3 separate regions of the Mus musculus genome follow, and regions 1 and 2 are each linked to region 3. A link is a loop called in an ENCODE intact Hi-C map of the cell type or tissue named here. Cell type or tissue: gastrocnemius. All regions are shown on one strand. Links, peaks and the distances in the headings refer to the core of each region. The heading gives the core; the rest is flanking DNA. Region 1 has its middle 4.0 kb from the start of Wipf2. Region 2 holds the start of Msl1 (male specific lethal 1). Region 3 holds the start of Cdc6 (cell division cycle 6).

Region 1 (6,863 bases), core at 731-5,730, 51 kb before region 3:
TAGACATCCTAAGGAAAAGGACAGCAAGGAGCGCTGTGCCTCATTCCTGCTATCAGAGTACTGAGGAGATCGGGACAGGAGGGTTTGCTGCAACGGTGAGGACAGCCTGAGCCACAGAATGAGTGGTGTTCTCAGCTAGGCCAAAGCCTGAAATCCTATTGCAAAACAACTATGATAGAAAAGCAAGCAAGCAGGCTGGGTGTGCGGCTGAGGACCAGTGCAGTGGGTAGGATCGCTTGCTAGGCAAGCTTGAGGACCTCCGTTTGAATCCCCAGCATCCAGATCAGAGCTGTACATGGCTCCACACACCTACAGCGCCAGTGCTGGGGAGAGAGAGGAGCTCTCTGGCCAGCCAGCCTTTCTGAACTTCAGGTTTAGTGAGAGACCCTGTCTCAGGGGAATAAGGTAAAGAGCAATAGAGGACATGTGACAGTCTCCTCTGGTCCCTGTGCTCCTGTGCATGGATTAACACACCTGGACACACATCTGCACATACACAACAAAAGGAGCTGGCTATGATAACAGACCTGCACAGTCCTAGCTTTCTAGGGAACTGAGGCAGGAGGATTATTAACTCAGGTGAACCTGAGGGATGGAGCAAGAACTCATCTTAGAACAAAAGTAAACATACATACACACATATATCACACACACACATACTCACCATACACTACACACACACACCACACACATACACACCCACAACTCCCCACCCCCACAGTCACACACAACACATGAGCATACAAGTGCACACAAAAAAAGAAATGTCCTTCAATGAACAAAGAAGTTGTGATATATTCATAAAACAGAATAAGGAGATGACAATAAAAAGAAAAAAATGGCCTCTAGATGCATGGACGAATCTCAAACAACACCAAATAACAGAAAAGGGCACATAACACCACACTGTGTGATTCCAGTGTGTGAAGGGGTGACACAGCCCTTTAATCCTAATACTCAGGAGGCCCAGGCAGGAGGATCTCTGCCAAGTTCAAAGCCAACCTGCCCTACACAGAAAGCTCCAGGCTACCCAGGGCTGTGTAGTGAGACCCTAGCTCTAAATAAATTTATCCCTCTATCCCTCCTCTCTGTCATCCTGACCATTTGTTTTGTCCTTGTCACAATCATTGTTGGCTTAGAGATTTTGCCTTTTCCATTCCCTAAGCTAAACTGACCCCTTGGACAAAACCCACTCCCTACTCTGTTCCCCTAGTCTTTGTTTTGCTCAAGATACTCCTGGCTTGGGGCTGGCGAGATGGCTCAGTGGTTAAGAGCATTGACTGCTCTTCTGAAGGTCCTGAGTTCAAATCCCAGCAACCACATGGTGGCTCACAACCATCTGTAATGAGATCTGATGCCCTCTTCTGGGTTGTCTGAAGTCAGCTACAGTGTACTTACATATAATAATAATAAATCTTAAAAAAAAAGACACTCCTAGTTTATGACATCACATATGTTTCTTTGTATATTTGCTTCATGGTCACCTTGCACACCAGAATGGCTCAGCCCTGTGACTGCATCTTGCTCACTGGCCAGTATCTGTAATAGTAGCTGGTACTGAGCAGACACTCAATACATATTTGTTGAATGAATAAATTAAGTTGCTTGTAATAAGATCCAGAGGATCAGGATGCAATGCAAGATGATAAGTATAAGGCCTGTAGGAATTAAGCCGAGGAGAATCACTGTTGGTCTGGAACAGGGAGGAGAGAAAAGAAGAAAATGCTCCTTTGAGGAGTTGAGCCCAAAGCAGGGACAGGGTTGTCTTTTTTTTTTTTCTTGTTGTTGGTTTGTTTGCTTGTTTGGTTTTTGGAAATAGGGTCTTTTCCTGGGGTACAGGCTGCCCTCAAACTCTCAATCCTCCTGCCTCGGCCTCTGAGTCCTGGATTACCCGCCAGACTCAGCAGGGAGACAGTTCAACAGCCAGAATATGGGACTGAACAGCTAGAGATTCGCCACTGGGAGTCACTCAGGAATTGGACTTCGTTTAGTATGGAGGGCTGCCTCTGTCCCATGGGACCAGTCCAGGACAGCACGGGAGTGGGGCATAGCGTGGATGCTGAGCCAGCCATTCCTTCCCTGGTACTGAGGATGCTACCTTGCCCATGCTGGCAAGAGGAGGCGACCTAGTTGCTCCTGCTCCTCTCATACTCATTTCGACCACTTTCAGAACTGTCATTACTTACAAGGTGACATTCTAGGGTGTGTCCTCTGCCACTGCCTGGACACAGCTTTGTGGGTTTTGTTTTGTTTTTTTCTAGCCTGGCCTCTAACTCATTCTATCCCCTGCCTCATCGTCCTGAGTATAGAGATTGCAGGTTTGTTCATATTCTCCTGTTTAATCTTCCCAGCAAACCCAAAGCGCTGGATCTGTCTGCTACCCTCCCTGTGTGGAAAACTGCGATCCTGAGAGACCTGGAATTCTCTACGGAGCTGAGGATGACCTTGCACTTCTGATCCGCTTGCTCCCACTTTTCAAGTGTGGGCGTTACACACATAAACCATCATTTCTGGCCAGAGACTTAACAAACAAACAAACAAAAAAAAAAAAAACAGAGGCAACAAGAGGCCAAGTTGTTATTCTGGTTCTCAAATCCATCCTTTCTGACTCTGGATCCCAGCTCTAAGGAGTCTTTTTTTTAAAAATTAATTTATTATTATTACTATTTTTATATATAAGTACACTGTAGCTGACTTCAGACGCACCAGAAGAGGGCGTCAGATCTCATTATGGATGGTTGTGAGCCATGTGGTGTCAGATCTCATTATGGGTGGTTGTGAGCCACGTGGTTGCTGGGAATTGAACTCAGGACTTTCTGAAGAGCATTCAGTGCTCTTACCCACTGAGCCATCTCTGCTGCCCCTCCAAGGAGTCTTAGTCACTGAGAAACATGCACCTTTTAAGCTGCAGGCCTCCTTTTTGGTGGCTGGTGTGACTGCGTTTCTTCCTTTGCCCTGCCCGTGTTGGATGGGTGAGCCAAAGATCCACATGGCAGCAATGGGCTGGGAATTAGGAAGCAAACTGAACAGATGCATCCGATCTCCCGGGCTGGTGAAGAAACTATCCCTACTTCTGTTGGGCGGATGGCTAGGAGAGAGCAAGGAATTTAGGCAGTGGCATTTTCAACCACCAGGTGGCAGTACAGAGACCAATTTCACAGGGTTCCTAGACATGGGAATAATAGGGCACAGAACATTTCTGCCTTAATGCGTGATGGCGCATGCCTTTAATCCCAGCACTTGGGAGGCAGAGGCAGGTGAATTTCTGAGTTCGGGGCCAGCCTGGTCTACAGAGTGAGTTCCAGGACAGCCAGGGCTACACAGAGAAACCCTGTCTCGAAAAACCAAAGGAAAAAAAAAAAAGACAAGGTCTCTCTGAGTAGCACTGGCTGGCCTGGAACCCCCCATGTAGACCAGACTGGGGACAAAGTCACAGAGCCCTGCCTGCTACTGCCTCTGTGCCAGGATTAAAGGTGTGGTCACCATACCTATCCTCAACCTTAATTTTTGAGACAGAGTCTCTCGCTGAGCCTGAAACTTGATGATTTAGGTAGACTAGCTGGTTACCCTCGGGTCCACTTGTCTTTGTCTCCTCCAGCTTTGGGGTTAGGAGCACAACACAGTTTCACTACATAGCCCATGCTGGCTGAAAGTTCACGAAGTAGCCCTGCTTGCCTTAAGCTCATAGTCATCCTCCTGCTTCAGCTCATCAAACGCCAAGTTTATGAGCATGAACCACGCACCCAGAAAATGTCTTACTGTCTTACTTCTATTTTATTTTTGTTTTGTTTTGTTTTGTTTCTCAAGACAGGGTTTCTCTGTGTAGCCCTGGCTGTCCTGGAACTCACTTTGTAGACCAGGCTGGCCTTGAACTCAGAAATCCACCTGCCTCTGCCTCCTAAGTGCTGGGATTAAAGGCGTGCGCCACCACTGCCCGACTGTTTATATTTTTTAAAAAGATTTATTTATTGTTTGTGAGTACACTGTTGCTGTCTTCAGACACACCAGAAGAGGGCATCAAATCCCATTACAGATGGTTGTGAGCCACCATGTGGTTGCTGGGAATTGAACTCAGGACCTCTGGAAGAGCAGTCAGTGCTCTTAACCGCTGAGCCATCTCTCCAGCCCTCTCTATTTGTATTTTTAAAAACACAATTATAGTTGGGCATGGTGGTGGATGCTTTTAATTCCAGCAGTCCAGAGGCAGAGACTGACAGATCTCTATTACTTTGAGGCCAGTCTGGTCTACATAGCAAGTTCCAGAGCAGCCAGAGCTACATAGTGAGACCCTGTTTCCAAATAAATAAGTACACACATAAATAATAAAACCAGCAATCATGAGGCTGGAGAGATGGCTTAGCAGTTATGAACGCTTATTTCTATTATAGAAGATACCAGTTCAATTCCTAGCACCAACATGGTGGCTTACAGCCATCTGCAGCTCTGATTCTAGGAGATCAAATACCTTCCTCTGACCTCCAAGGGTACCAGGCCCACATGAGGTACACATAGTTATGTGCAGGCAAAACACTCATACACATATTAACAACTCATTTACAAAAAGAAGAAAAAGAGGAGGAGGGGGAGGAAGAGGAGGAGAAAGAGGAGGAAGAGGAAAAAGAGGAGGAAGAGGAGGAAGAGGAAGAGGAGGAGGAAGAGGACGAGGAGGAGGAGGAGGAGGAGGAGGACAGTACAGAGCCACCAAGCATTGAAAGCACAAAATCTGAAGATCCTAGCCCATTCCTATAGACTTCATGTAGAAAATGGGAGATAGAGTCTTGGTTTCTTTCTTCATAAAGCTTGTTATTGATATTTCCCTAAGTGAGATGCCCCTGTATTCACCCTAGTGGCTGCTCTTTGACACAGGTTGAACAAGAGAGCAGGGGGTTACTTTAGCTATACTGGGCAGAGAATACCCTCAGGAGAGGGGACACTGAAGCAAGGGCTTGGACAACAAGCATGAGACAAAGATAACCATTTCAAGGGCTTTGAGAGGGAACTTGAGGGTATGAAGGGGGGACTTCATGGTATGAAGGGGGGACTTCATGGTATGAAGAGGTGACTTCACGACATGAAGGGATTGAAAGTGGGTCCACTGCAGGGAAGGATTGAGGGAGCCAGTGGGGTCAAGGACACCACAAGAAAACCTACAGAGCCACTTCATGTGGGCCCACAGGGGGCTCACAGAAACTGAACCATCAACCAAAGAGCATGCATGGGCTGGACCTAGGCCCCCTACACATGTATAGCAGTTGTGTAGCTTGGTCTTCCATGGGCTCCCTAACAATTGGCAGGTGACTGTCTCTGATTCTGTTGCCTGACTTTGGGTCCCTTTCCCCTAGCTAGCCGTCCTTGTCTGGCCTCAGTGGGAGAGGATGCGCTTAGTCCTGCTGGGAGTTGATGTGCCAAGGAGGGTTGGTAGTCATAGGGTACCAAGTTCTTTGAGGAGAAGGAAAGGGGGAGGGGAGGGTCATGTGAGGGTGGGCCTGGGAGGAGAGGAAGGAGGGGGGCTGTGATCAGGATGTAACGTGAATAAATAAATAAATGGAAAAAAAAATATAACTAAAAAGAAATTTAAAAAGGAGGGAGGAAGGAAGAAAGTGGGTCTACATATCGTTGAGCAACCGAAGACGGGGCAGGTAAGGAGATGAAGGAAAGAGTTCAGAAGCTCTAGTTAGTAAACAGTGCAGATTCACTGCATTTCTCGTCCAGCCGCCCCATTATCAGATATTCATGACGTAGCTATCTGAGCATCTTTACCTTTGCATCCACTGATCATGCCTGGTATGTGTTCCCCGCCTTCACTGATTAGTAACAAAATCCTATTCATCTTTTTTCTTTCCTCCTCTTTCTCCTCCTTCTTTTTCTTCTTCCTCTTTCTTCTTCCTCCTCCTCTTTTTTCTTCTTCCTCCCCCTCTTTCTTCTTCTTCCTCCTCCTCTTCTTCTTCTTCTTTTTAAAAGATTTATTTTATATATGAGTGTACATTGTCACTGTCTTCAGACACACCAGAAGTGGGCATCAGATCCCATTACAGATGGTTGTGAGCCACCATGTGGTTGCTGGGGATTGAACTCAGGACCTCTGGAAGAGCAATCCGTGTTCTTAACCACTGAGCCATCTCTCCAGCCCCCTTCTTCTTCTTGTTTTGTTTGTTTTGGTGTTCTGAGGCAGAATTTCTCTGTGCAGTCCTGGCTGTCCTGGAACTTGCTCTGTAGACCAGGGTGGCCCCCAGCTAAGAGATCTGCCTGCCTCTGCCTCCTCTGAGCTACAGAGCCCAGCAAAATTCTACTCATCTTGCAGGGGCTAGTTCAAACCATTTACAAATCTCTTCTCATTCTTCAGCAGGAATTCATCACTCCTGTGACATCCCGGCACATGTCACAACTCTAATCGCACACTGACTTGGACGTCAGCTGTCTGTTTACATGCCAGCCCGCATGAGCACCATACACCAGCATGGTGAGCTCCCGGAGGGCAGAAGCTGTCTGCTTGAGTCACATCTGGAACCATCCCCAGGTACAGAGCTCAATGAATGGCCCAAAGCAAATGTTCAATGTGACATTTAGCACTAGTGGGTGGGGCAGAACAGAGGGAAAACAAAAATAATAACAGGCTATGGCTTATCACATGCTTTCCCATTCATTCATTACCTGATGAGCCTTCAAGCACTGTGAGAAAGGACAAACACTATGAGGTAGCTGAGACCCACGAACACACAGTTAGTGAGTGGGGATTAAGTGCTAGCTGATATTGGCCTTTTACTTGAGGTTCAGCCCTGGTCACTGGGTTGACTGGATGGAGAAGCAGTGAGACATAGGGTAGCAATGGGGTTGCTTGGTGTGGTGGCGAGCTTTGTGTATGA
Region 2 (6,624 bases), core at 1,625-6,624, 110 kb before region 3:
TTTATGTGTATGGGTATTCTGCCTGCATGCACATATATGTGCACCTTGTACATGCCCTGTACCATATGGACCCCCCAGGAACTGGAGTTACAGACAGTTATGAGCACCATGTGGGTGCTGGGAATTGAACCCAGGTCCTCTGGAGGAGAAACCAGTGCTCTTAACTGCTGAGTCATCTCCTCTGATAGTTGCAAATTTTAAGATAAGGTTATAAACTGTTAGAAACAGGGCTGGGGATGTGCCTCAGTTGGTAGAGTGCTTGCCTGGCAACGGTGAAGCCCTGGGTAAGACCCCCAGCACTGACTGTATTTGGCCTGTTGTGAATGCATACAATGGTCAATGTCTATAATCCAGCACTCTAGAGATAGATGCAGGAAGAAGTTCAAGGTCCTTCAGAGCTACACAGTAATTCGAGGCTACCTGGAAGAGATAAATATACACGAGAGACCTCAGACCTCGTCTCAAAACCCCAAACAAAATTATTAGGAATACAAATTTCTTATAATAAAGTTCATATTGGAAAATGACCGTGTACACCATATCATTCAGTGGGGGTGGGGCTGCTTTTGCATTGCAGTGGTGGTACTGAAGTTGAAGAGGAAAAAAAGGCCTTCCAGTCATTCAAGCCTAACATAAGTCACTGTCTGGCCCTTTAAGAGTGGGTAGGAGGAAGGTTTAGCTTAGCATGATAGTGTTTGTAATCCCAGCACTCAGGAGGTGGTAGCCAGATTAGGAGTTCAAAGTCAGTTTGTGTACTCAAGACCCCGTCTAAAGAAAGAATAAATAGAAACAAAGCCCCAGGGGAGGAGGGATGGCTCAAAACCACGCAGAGCTAGGGAATCTTTAGGCCTAGGGTGGGACCTGGAAATTTGCACATCCAAGTTTTCTAACGATGCTAATGACTCCAGTTTGGGTTGGTGTGCATGTGGGGGGTGGAGGCTTGTCAGCATTCTGTGGCGGTGGAGTTGCTTCCCTCCTTCCACCTGTGCCCATGTCCTGGGAATTTACCTCAGGTGGCCAGGCTCGCCGGGCAAGCACCTGTGCCTGCTGAACCAGCTCGCCAGCTCTGTGATAGCTTCTGGCCGGTTCATGCTACAGCCTTGGCTTCTCTCTCTACATATTTACATTTATTTCACTTAAGTTTGGCTCCTGTACCTCTCCAGTGAGAGTGGAGGTCAGGAGACAGGCGGGTTATCTCCCTCTCTCCTTTGTGTCCATAGAGATTGAGCTCTGTACGCCAAGCATCTCTGCAGTTTCCCTTAGCCTCTGAGGCGGCTCAGCGGTCCTTTTTTATGTGATACTGAGGATTGAACCTAGGATTTTGTGGATGCTAGGAATGCAGACGCACTAACCACTGAACCATGGCAGAGTCCTGTCATTCTGTAACCTGGCAAGTCTTGAACTTGGAATTGTTTTACTGCAGTCTCCCAAAAGAGCTGACTTTACTAGCTTTTCAGACAACAGGCCTGGGTCTCTGCTCACCCTCCTGTCTGTCATTTCTCTATACATCCCCAGAGTACTGTCACCCTACATGAACTGACTCGTGGACTCACACCTGAACAGGCTTCAAGATGGCACTTTGTAACACGTATGGGTGTCGATACGGACAACATTCAGTGAGCAACCTGTAAGATTCACATTAGGAGTTGAGGATAATGCAGGACAAAGTATGTATTAGATGCTGATTAAATCCTGCAGAGGAAATAAGAGGCCAGCAGAGGAGGCATCTAAAAGGTGATATTTAGTAAAAAGGAACAAAGAAGTGTGGAAGTCCTGTGAGTAGGGATCCATATGAGAACAGCAAACGTATAGACCCGAGCAGACAGACACAGGAGGCGAGGACGGCAGGAGAGGGTCCACAGAAAGCCGTAAGAGTTCTCCAGTCCACAGCAGCTTGAAGGGCCAGGTCCTTCAGACCATTACACTTTTAATCCAAGTGATCTTATGATCTTATATTATGACCTTAAATCTATCAGGATCACTACAAATGACCGGGGAAGACTTAGGCAGAGGTTGAAATCATGAGACAAATCACAAGCATTTCATAATTAAAACAATAAACAGAAAAGCAGAGGTGGCAGCTTACATCAAGGTAGAGTTGTGGCGAAGATGTAAAATGTACTAGCTTGGATTTTTAAAGTAAGATGGACTGACTTAACTGGAAACAGGATTTAGGTGCAGAGTCGAAAGCTTGAGTCTGAAGTGCATATCAGACATCCAGTTGGCCATATTCTAGGGAGTTGGAGATAGGATTTTGGAGTAAGGGTCCAACAAGCCACAAATCTGGGAGGTTATCAGGATAGTGAGGTGGTAGTCTTCACACTGAAAAAGACCACATTCTACAAACTTCTTTCTAATCCTGCCCTTCCTTCTACTGCCTTCCTGTGCAGTTCTGAGGCCCACCTGATGGAAAGAGGACGGGGACTCAGGACTTTCATACCCATGAAGTTTTTCAGTGTTTCATGCTTAGAGCCCACAAAGCAGAAGCAGTTTCTAACTAAATTTCGCATTGAACCAGGTGTCCTTGTTTTCTCTGTACAACTTATCGTTTATTTATTTATAGAGACAAGATCTGCTTGCTCGCATTGAGACATTTATTTATTTATTTAGACAAGGTATATGTAGCCCTGTCCTGGAACTTGCTATGTGAACCAAGATGGCCCCGAACTCACACATTCTCCTGTCTTTGCCTCACAAGGGCTGGGGTTAAAGGTGTAGACCACTATACCTATCTCCTATAAAAAAATTTTAGAAGTGCACTTCAGACAGATAAGCAACCAATTAATTTACAACTATGTACATGTTTTTTCCATAGGGAACTATGAGGACTTAGTGGCTAAAGTTGCTTGGAAAATTAAGGCACACAGACACTATGAACCTGGAGAATTGGGAAGTGCTCCAATAGAAGGCCCTAAAGAACACTTAGTCCTAACACCGGCATACATCTCTCCATAGATTTCTTGAATCTTTTTCCAGAAGATGCTAGGAGTAGCTACAGCTTAAGAAGGCTGGAGACATGGCTGCTTGGGAAACAACTGTCGGTAGTTGGCAGTACTTCACCCCAAGGTTGTGCTTACAACTCCCTGGGCAGCAGACATCATGGATTTTGCTGCTTCTGGGAACCAGAGGTCCCTCCATTTCTGTGCTGGATCCCTTAGAGACAAAGAACTTCACTTCTTTCCCCAACCCATGTGGGACCGCCAGGGAGCCTAGAGGGTGGAAGCTTGACTTCTACTCCATGAAACAGCCGCAGGCTCCAAGGGAGCCTGGGTCGGGGCCGGTCCCGAAGGCGCGCGGGGCTCCGGTGTGGGCCAGGCGCGTAGCCAGGTCGCCAGGGAAGGGCTATCCGACGAAGGCCGGCTCAGCAGAGCGGTCGGTAGGCGTCCGCGAGGGGCGGGAGCATCTACCTCCTTCCTTCCTCCCCAACCCCATTCTCTCGCACTTGGTTTTGCCGGGGATCCTCCGCATTCCCCAACCACCAGCGGCCGCCCTCGCCCTTCTTCCCTCCCCAGCCCGCCCCTGCCTCGGCAGCCCACCTTCGCCCGCTCCTGCGTCCTCGCCCTCGTCCCCGACCTCCCCTCGTGGGCCCCCGCGCCTCGGTCCCCTCCCCCTCGCGGCGGCAGCGGTAGCCGCGGCCCCTTTCACAATAGCGCTACCCGCCTCCCTCCTCTCCGCTCCCGGTTCGCTCCCGCCCGCTGCCCTCTCGGCGCATGCGCGCTCCGGTCGGCGGTGGCGGCGGCTGCGGCGGCTCCGTTTTTTTTAAAGGGAAACGCCGAGGAGTCGGGGGTGACTGTGGGGGAGGGGGACCCGGCGGCGCGGAGAACCCCCGGGGGAGGCGGCAGACCCCCCCTCCCGGAGTAGGAGGGCTCTGGGCGGACCCGTCCCTCCCACCCCCTCCCGAGGAGGAGCAAGGGGGGGGAAATGGAGGCTCGGGGCGGCTGAGGCGAGCTCCGGGGCGGGGGGCCGGGGCGGGGAAGGGGGGGTGCGGGGTGGGGAGACGAGGCGGGCCCGGCCGGGCAGGGGGGGCCGAAGCGAGCTCCGGGGATGAGCTCGGGGGCGGCTGGGTGCGAGCTCCTGCCTCTGCGGCGAAGGCGACGGTGGCGGCAGCAGAGGCGGCGGCGAGGCCACCATGGGTCGGCGGCGGGCCTCAGCTGCGGCCTCCACTTCTCCGCTCGCCGGCGGGATGGCGCCCGGGCCTCGGAGAAGCCGCGTTAGCGGAGGCCTGCGGCTGCTCTGCTGAGCCGAGCCCGCCAAACTCCCCTCCCCCTCCTCCGTCCTCGACCCCCCGCACCTCGCCCCTTCCCCACCCCCTCCTCCGTCTCGGTCCCCCGCGCTGCTCCGGACCACTATGACCATGAGATCCGCAGTGTTCAAGGCGGCCGCGGCCCCTGCCGGCGGCAACCCCGAGCAGCGACTGGACTACGAGCGGGCTGCGGCGCTGGGCGGGCCCGAGGACGAGTCCGGGGCGGCCGAAGCCCATTTCCTCCCCCGGCATCGTAAGCTCAAGGAGCCGGGGCCCCCGCTGGCCTCTTCCCAGGGCGGGAGCCCCTCGCCCTCTCCAGCCGGCTGCGGCGGCGGCAAGGGCCGGGGCTTGTTACTCCCAGCCGGGGCGGCCCCCGGGCAGCAGGAAGAGAGCTGGGGCGGTTCGGTGCCCTTGCCCTGTCCGCCCCCAGCTACTAAACAAGCCGGCATCGGCGGGGAGCCAGTCGCAGCCGGCGCTGGCTGCAGCCCCCGGCCCAAGTATCAGGCGGTGCTGCCCATTCAGACGGGCTCTATCGTGGTGGCGGCGGCCAAAGAGCCTACGCCCTGGGCTGGGGACAAGGGTGGGGCGGCTCCCCCAGCTGCCACCGCCTCGGACCCGGCGGGACCCCCACCACTACCTCTGCCCGGGCCACCACCCCTCGCGCCCACCGCCACTGCTGGGACCCTGGCGGCCAGTGAGGGCAGATGGAAGAGTATAAGGAAGAGCCCTCTCGGGGGTGGCGGCGGCTCGGGAGCCTCCAGTCAGGCCGCCTGCCTCAAACAGATCCTTCTGCTGCAATTGGACCTCATCGAACAGCAGCAGCAGCAGTTGCAGGCCAAGGAGAAGGAGATAGAGGAGCTGAAGTCCGAGAGAGATACGGTACGGGAGGGGTTAATCTGCATTAGGGATGGAGAGCGAGCTCTGCGCATGCTCGGGGGAAGGGGGCTGTAGGAGGCAGAGGTCCCCGCTCGGTTAGGGTTAGAGGAAGTTGGCCACCAGCTAAAGAGTGCCTTAGATGTTGGGTCGTTAGGAGCCTGGCATCACTGACACGTTGGGTCGGAAGGAAGGGTTAAAGGGCAACCTGTGTGTGTGTGGTGGGGGGTGTTATGGGAGGCTTCGGTTGCCAAAGGGTTAATTTAAAACGACAGCCCCACACTTGTGGGAAAGACGTTTAGAGTGGGAAAGACCTGATTTACGAGGGGTTAAAAATGATAGGGTGGGGTGCAGATGTGGCTGTATGGCAGGGGTTGTATTCAAGCGCTGTTGCCTTAGCTGTGCATTGGAGAGGAGGCTATAACAGCTGTTGCCGTAACCACCGCTGTTGCATCTTTAGACAGGAGGGTTGTCATAGGTCTTTTGGTCGGTAGAGGGTAAAGATGGTGTACGTGGAATCCTGTTTTAGCTCTCCTAAATGAGAATCACTGCCTTTGATTTCAGAGAGTTTCTAGTAGAAAATCTGAGTTATAAAACACTACCCGCTGACCACGTCCCTTGACTAAGCTGGCAGATTTTGAGACATAAGCTTATTCGATGTATTCTGTAAACCCTTCCACCTCCCAGACCTGTTTTTGAATCTTGAGGTATTAGAAAAGTTGTTGGTTATTTCTTTGTACTCCTGGAAAGCATGACTCCATAGGCTTGCTTGCATGAGCAGCAGCCTTGGGCACACATGTTAAGCACACTCCCTCACACCTCAGGGCCGCTGGGGTGGTGGGTGCTACAGTGGTAACATACCTTTTAGACGCCTAAAAATAAACATGGCTTCTACAGTGCGCTCAGGCCCTGCTCCCCCCTCCCTCCCTCCTGGCTCCTCTTACTCTGGGGCTTCACGCACCACAGGCTGAGCATGGGAGCAGAAGAGCTGTTCATTTTGTTTGCTTCCTAAATAAGTCGCCATCAGGCCTCTGTTTGATTGGAGAGTGCCTTCTGCAAGGTGGAACAGGAGCTGGGGCAGGTCTTGTTGAAATACCTCAGTGTTGCTTTGTGGAAGTAACTCAGCATGGAGTGGCACTGCTCAGCACTGTACTGCAGTCTACGGTGTGATGGCCCTGCCGTAAAAACACAACATATCCTTCCTTTCATGGGAAGGGGGTGGGAAGAGAAGGATCAGTAAAGGAGAAGAAATGAAGACTATGTCACCCACGAAACATGGCTAAGTAATGCTAAGGCTGTGAATCAGAACACAGGTGACACGAGTGGCTGGCAGGGGGCGGGGGGACACTACTGCAGCTGGAGGGTTGTGCTGAGTTCTTGAGGTGATGCCTTCTTTGGCCTCCTTCATAGGCTTTTCAAGGTAGGAAAAAGTGGGGTGAGTTAATGCTAAGGCATTGGTCTGAGCTTGGCATTCACGGCTTCTGTCATGTACTACAGTCTTAGCCCTG
Region 3 (6,863 bases), core at 772-5,771:
GGCCAGCCTAGTCTACGTAGTTCCAAGACAGCCAGAGCTACAAATAAAAAGTCTCAGAAAACAATAACAACCAAAACAAAACAAACCAAGAACAAAATCCCATAGACTTTACCATTACCTAGAATTGGGCTCTGGTCTTTAGAAGAACCCGAGTAACCTTGGAGCCTGACCTGCCTGCAAATGGCTGCTCTAGTTACATTTTTCATTAAATGCTCAGCTTGCCTTGCCGATAACTCTTTTCCTTGGGTCCCAGACCCTAGTGCTTGGCCATAAGAGATTTTCAAATTAAAGAGACATAATTTTACTCCCTATGATGTGTAGCTAGATGGATGTTAAGGCAGCACTTGGAATGTATGACCTTGAAATTATACGTTTGGTGTTGCACTTGTTTCTCACTGAGCAAGCGCAAGTCAACAAATAGTGAGATGATGTCAGTTTGCTTAGATAGGTCTAGAACTTGCCCCCCCGCCCCCCAAAAAAATACCCTGGTTCGAGTTATCAGCTCCTCCCCACAGAAAATTCTGTGACCTTATACATTCATTTGCTTCATGCCATACAGGACCGCCCCCCAAAAAGTAGGCCTTGTAGCCCTCTTAAAATCTAGCCCACCAGAATAATGAAAATAGGGATGTTTGGCAGATAAGATGAGCAAAGGTAGCCCAGTAGAATGAGGACGTTAGGCAACGGTGGGGAGGCTGGGTGGAGGACAAAGTAGAAATAAAAATACGGAAGTAGATGTGCGTAGAGGCAAAAAAAAAAAAAAAAAAAAAAAAACTACACTTCCCGCCAGGCTTTACGGCGTGACGCGCTCGTAAACGCGCGCCTTTCCTCCGAGGTCTCAAAAGTTAACGCCCTCCCGGGCGAGTGGGTGTGACTTCGTGGTGGTCGCTGAGACCTGGGGCTGTCCTATTGGCTGCCGGCCGTCACCGGCGAAGGCGTGGTGATGAGTGACAACTAATCAGAAGCCTGGCTGGACTTTGGCGGGAGACGAGAAGGCTGAAGTAGAGCGGCTTTGGCGCGAGTTGACTTTGCAGCTGCTGTAGAATTTGTGGCGGGAGAGTTTTTACGGTGGTGATCGAGACGCGAGGAGTGTGCACTGAGCGACACGGCCCTGAAGAGTGCAAAGCTCCGCGAGGTCTGGTGTCCAGAGAGGTGAGGCTGGTCCGAGCAAGGCCGGTGGAGAGCGGGAAATCGCCTGGGGTCTGAGGCTGGGTCAGGGAGGGGGTTGTGAGCTCTAGAAGCGGTTCGAGCACGCCGCGTTGGGAAGGAGAGAGCTGCTGGGAGGAAACGGTGTAGGGTGGGGTCGGGAGTTTGGTGGAGTGCTGGCTAGTTTTGAGCAGAGGACGCAGCTGCCCTTGCCCAGGACTTGGGAGAGCCTAAAGGTGACGGTCTGGAACCAAACCAGTGCTAAAGACGTCTCACATGTCTGCAGGGAAGGAGCTAAAGTATTATAGAAATAAATGGAGACAGACTTCTGGCATCATACAAGTGTAAGAACTTGGCTTCTGGTCCCAGGGTGCCCAGGGTGATAGCCGTGTGTTTCTGTGACTATCTCTTTAAGAGAGGGCTAATAGTGTCTACATTTGACGTATGGTAAGACTGTAGTGTGTAATATGTGTATAACGGAATGTTACACGTACTAGGCAGACAGACGTTACCCTTTATTACATAGATTTGCATGGGAAGCACAACTAAATGTTAAAAATGCTATGTTAACGTGATTTATGGAGTGCTGGTCCCCAATATAATTATTTATATTGCTCTGTGTGTTTTTCTCTTTGCTCTCCTGATTTTCCTTTGTATCCAGTTGTGTGGCCATCATGCCTCAAACCAGATCCCAGACACAAGCTACCATCGGTTTTCCGAAAAAGAAGCTATCTAATACCCTGAAGAAACCCAATTCCCGGGATTGTGAAGTAAAACTTAGAAACGTCCAGCCTGTACCCACCACTCCGTGTGTGGACGTAAAACTTCTGCCTCTCAGTCCCCGAAAACGTCTGGGTAAGCCCTCCGCTTTGTGAGTGCGACTTTGTGACTGAGCTCTCAGCCTTTCCTGCCTTGATGCTGAGGTGCCTGGCTCTTAAAACCAGAGCTGTATTTGCCTTCATAATGGCTGCCAAGTGTGTACCGAATTTCACGGTTGAGCCGTACACTAGAGATCATTTGCTAAGGAACCTAGGTTTGATCTTCATTTCCTTAGTTCTGTCCTTTACATTTCCCTTGAAGTTATAGTGTTATGGAACTCGCCTGCGTGCTTGTGAAATTAAGAGGAAACAAATAACCCGGGAGGTGGTGAGCTTGCTTTTAATCCCAGCACTCAGAAGGCAGAGGCAGGTGGGTCTCTTGAGTTTGGGGCCAACCTGGTCCACAGAGTGAGTTTCAGGCCAGCCTGGGTTAACCCAGAGAACTCCTGTCTTGAGAAAGAAAAATTTGATGAGATTCTTAATATTTTTTTAATTTTTGCTATCAAATAGTACTTGACAGCCATTTCCGGTTTTCGATGTGTTTGGTGTTTTTGGAGAAATGATCTCTAACTCAGGCTGGCCTGGAACTCGCTTTTGTAGCCCAGGATTGCCTCAGACTTGAGGTCCTTCCCGCGCTACCACGCATACTGTGTGTGGTAATGTTGCAGCTGCTTGGATGTTAGGGGTTGAACCCAAGACCTTATATGTGCTAGGAAGTGCTGTACCACCGGCCCTACGTGCCCAGTCTAAGAGCTTCTGTACTGGTGTTATGGGTAGATGTGTACAGAGAGCGTCTGTTGTGAGTGGGGGGTGATTTGGCCATATCTGAAGATTGTTCCCGTTGAGGGGGTGGTATTGGAACCGTGAGTAAGAGCTAACCAGGATGCTGGGCATCCAGCAGTGCACACAAACAGCTCCCTATAGAGGGAGCTTACTTATCCTGAGATGTCGGGAGCGCCAAGGTTGATGAGGCTTATTTAAAAAGAATCTTACAGTTTCACACCACTAGAACTCATTAGGTTGCTACCAAATGATAAGATTCAGGGGTGCCATCTGGTGGCCACATCTGCTCCTTGGTGAGAAGTTTCTTTTGTGGTTCTGACTCGGGTAGAAATTCACCTCTTGCCGGTGATGGTGGTGCACACCTTTAATCCTAGCACTCAGGAGGCAGGGGCAAGCAGGTCCTTTGTGAGTTCAGGGGCCTCCCGGGTTACCAGGACAGCCAGGGCTCTGAGGAGAAATCCTGTCTCAAAAAAAGAAAGCGATTCACCTCTTTCTGATCGTGGGGGAGGTCTTTGTGGTTCTTTTTCCTGCCCTCCGCAGTGAAGGACAGACAGTGTTTTAGGTGGCTGACAGCATCGCTCTGACTGAGCATGTCTGCTTCACGTTTCAGGCGATGACAACCTGTGCAACACTCCCCGGTTATCTCCCTGTTCTCCACCAAAGCTGGGCAAGAAAGAAAACGGACCCCCTCGCTCACATACGTGGAAGGGGTGCAGATTAGTATTCGATGATGAGCCGACATTTAAGGCTTCCCCCCCAAAAGAACAAGACAGAGTTCGCCAACACCAGATACGTTCCTCCTCCGCTCAAAGAAGTCCAGAGAGCAAAGCAGATCCTGAGCAGAAATGTCCGCCGGAGAAGGAGTCTGTGTGTATAAGACTGTTCAAGCAAGAAGGTGAGTCCTTACGTGGTAGAGTAGCCATCAGGGACCGTGCTGGTGGGTCTGAATGAAACCCAGTCACCTTCGGCTTTGTCTTTAATTGTTCATTTGTCCGACACAGGCACTTGCTATCAGCAAGCCAAGCTCGTCCTGAATACAGCTGTCCCGGATCGGCTGCCTGCCAGAGAGCAGGAGATGGGTGTCATCAGGAATTTTCTGAAGGAGCACATCTGTGGGAAGAAAGCTGGCAGTCTCTACCTTTCTGGCGCTCCTGGGACTGGAAAAACTGCCTGTTTAAGCCGGATTCTGCAAGACTTCAAGGTACACCAAGCATCTGAATTATGGATATTTTTGCTGAGATAATATATCAATTTGTGTGTGTGTGTGCGCGCTAGTAAGTGCACACTGGTGTTCTGCTTGTATGTATGTTTGTGTGAGGATGTTGGATCCCCCTGGAACTAGAGTTCTAGACCGTTGTGCCCTGCAATGTGGGTGCTGGGAATTGGACCTGAGTCCTTTGGAAGAGCAGCCACCATTGAGCCATCTCTCCAGCCCCAACAATTGACTTTTCTTGGTTTTTCGAGACAGGGTTTCTCTGTGTAGCCCTGGCTGTCCTGGAACTCACTTTGTAGACCAGGCTGGCCTCAAACTCAGGAATCCGCCTGCCTCTGCCTCCCGAGTGCTGGGATTAAAGGCGTGCACCACCACGCCTGGCTAACAATTGACTCTTAAAGGTTCAGGAAGAATAGATGGTTGGGAGATTGACTGCTTCCTAGAAGTAAGTAATTTTGTTATTTCAGGGTATAAATCTTTCCAAAGAAAGTAGAGTGTCACTCTTGTGTCCTGTTTGCTCTGAGATCCAGTCAGGTTTGAGGAAATCATTGTCTGAAGATGACATAACTCCGGTGTTTGTTTGTTTGTTTTAACCTAGAAGGAAGTAAAAGGCTTTAAATCCATCCTGCTGAATTGCATGTCCCTGAGGAGTGCCCAGGCTGTGTTCCCAGCTATTGCTCAGGAGATTGGTCGGGAGGAGCTGTGCAGACCAGCTGGGAAGGACTTGATGAGAAAACTGGAAAAGCACTTGACAGCAGAGAAAGGCCCCATGATGTGAGTGCCTGCCTGTCTGTCTGCTGCGTGATGCTCAGTGAAAGTCTGTAAGGGGTTACCGAGGGAAAGAACTTTGCTCTGCGGCATGGGTACATGTGCTTCAAGAAAAGAAAGATAATACAGTTTCTAATTTATTTAGTGGTGGTGCTAGGGCTCAAATCCAGGGTTCTGTGTGTGTTAGATAAGTGCTCTACCACTGAGTCACACCCACAGCCCCTGAACTTTCTGATTATTGAGTTTAAATTTTAACTGTTTTGTTGTTGCATTGGGGGTTTTATTGTTTCGTTTGGGATGCTTTTGTTTTGTTTTTTGAAATGGGGCTTTTTTTGCGTATTCTTGGATGTCCTGGAACTAGTGTAGACCAGGCTGGCCTTACACTCACAAGAGATGGGCCTACATTATGCATCATCACTGCCAGGCCTAGTTTAAAATGTAACTGTTTTTAAACTAGTTCCTTGAAAACAACTGGATGATGTTAGTGATGGGGGCTGTCGACCTACCAACCTAAGGCAAGCAACCCAAGGGGTAGCTCAGATCCAATCTTGGAAGGTTGAGAATGTGACTACTGGTACTAATTCATTCTCTTTTTCCATAGCGTGTTGGTGTTGGACGAGATGGATCAGCTGGACAGCAAAGGGCAGGATGTATTATACACACTGTTTGAGTGGCCGTGGCTAAGCAACTCCCGATTGGTGCTCATTGGTTAGTGCTCAGTTGCTAATGTGAAGCTTTGTTAGTTGTTTAGTAGCTGTGTGTGTGAAGTATGTTGGTGTAGAGACCAGAGGTTGACATCATAGGTCTTCATTTTTTATTTACTAAGGGAGAGTCTTTTGCTGGACCTGGAACTCACTGGCCAGCTTGTCCTGGGCATCTTAGCTCCACCTTCTGAGGTCTGAAGCCTGCTCCTTGTGCCTTCATAGCCAGTGCTTAGTCCATTGTAGCTGTGAGCTTTCCCTGTGCACATTAGTGACCTCTGTTGTTTGTTCATTTATGTGCATGAGTGTTTTGCTTGCATGCAGCTCTGCACTGCTTGCATCCCTGGTACCCATGGAGGATCATAAGCCAGCTTTCTGTCTTAGCAAAATAAGAAAATTACTGCCGGGCGGTGGTGGCACACGCCTTTAATCCCAGCACTTGGGAGGCAGAGACAGGCGGATTTCTGAGTTCGAGGCCAGCCTGGTCTACAAAGTGAGTTCCAGGACAGCCAGGGCTATACAGAAAAACCCTGTCTCAAAAAAAAAAAAAAATTAATTACTATGGTAGTAAGTTAACATAACATGACATTGATTTTTTTGTTAGGTCGGAATAAAAATGACAAAGAGGCCAGACGCCACAGTGTATTCCTATGGTCACAGCTGTTTGGGAGGATGAAGCAGGAAGATCATGATTTGGGGTGTCATAGCAAGCAAAAGGATTAGTATTAGTGTAGTATTACTGCTATTACGACTACTAAAAAATAGGGGTTGCTGTTGGAGAGATGGCTCATTGGGCAAGGTGCTTGCTGTGTAAGCATGAGAGATCCTGTCTCAAAAACTAAGGTGCAGAACCCTAAAGGAGAACATCTCACACCAACTTGGGCCTCACCTACACTCACACAGAAGTGCATATACTCATGAGTGTTTACATGCACCGCACATAATCATGCAAAGTAACATAGGCAGTGAGGGGTGTGAGTTGCTGATAGAGCATGAGCTTAGTGGGCACAAAGCCATGGCTTCAGTTCTTGTCATGTATGTACTGGAAAAAAAAAGAACCGAATGCCTCATTTTGAAATGATAGCTTTGCTTTTTGGTCTGTCTTGGTTTTCAAGTCAGGGTTTCTCTGTGTAGCCCTGGCTGTCGTAGAACTAACTCTGTAGACCAGACTGGCCTTGAACTCAGATCCACCTGCATCCAGAGAGCTGTGATGAAACAGGGTCCGGAGGGCAGGGGTGGGAGGGTCACCACCACGCCTGGCTCAGTAGATTTATTTTTGAGGCAGGGTCTCGCTGCAGCCCTGGCTAGCCTGGAATTCAACAGAAATCTCTTTTCTTACCCCCTTCTTTCTGGAGACAAGGTCCCTTGTCCAGGGTAGCCTCACACCTGTGAGCCTCCTGTGTTAGTCTCCCCAGTGCTGAGACTATGAGCGTG

The links. Hi-C counts contacts between places; a loop is a spot of excess contacts. Peaks named below come from ENCODE experiments on the same cell type or tissue, not always from the same donor. Only the 100,000 strongest peaks of a DNase experiment are listed, where the experiment ranks them.
Region 1: a loop joins it to region 3, with 7 times the contacts of the local background. A loop is called at or near these places in 21 of 42 quality-filtered maps.
Region 2: it touches region 3 in a loop (3-fold over the local background); 3 of 42 quality-filtered maps call a loop at or near these places.

What each region holds. Positions count from the first base shown.
Region 1 is chr11:98,856,153-98,863,015 of GRCm38, forward strand. No RefSeq gene overlaps it. Among named protein-coding and RNA genes, the nearest start is that of Wipf2, 4.0 kb to the right of the region's middle. In gastrocnemius, for the core only: a CTCF peak has its summit at 3,122 (motif pointing right); DNase peaks (open chromatin) are centred at 1,948 and 3,128.
Region 2 is chr11:98,791,483-98,798,106 of GRCm38, forward strand. It overlaps Msl1 (male specific lethal 1), which reads left to right and starts at 4,034. Exons shown (of 9, transcript NM_028722.3): 1 at 4,034-5,122. The coding sequence starts at 4,349. In gastrocnemius, for the core only: CTCF peaks have their summits at 3,612 and 4,413; DNase peaks (open chromatin) are centred at 3,719, 4,137, 4,784, 5,128 and 1 more place; H3K4me3 peaks cover 4,224 bases; H3K27ac peaks cover 4,890 bases.
Region 3 is chr11:98,906,830-98,913,692 of GRCm38, forward strand. Cdc6 (cell division cycle 6) reads left to right here and starts at 972. Exons shown (of 12, transcript NM_001025779.2): 1 at 972-1,152; 2 at 1,808-2,001; 3 at 3,358-3,642; 4 at 3,749-3,948; 5 at 4,559-4,734; 6 at 5,330-5,436. The coding sequence starts at 1,821. In gastrocnemius, for the core only: a CTCF peak has its summit at 3,021 (motif pointing left); DNase peaks (open chromatin) are centred at 896 and 3,007; H3K4me3 peaks cover 756 bases.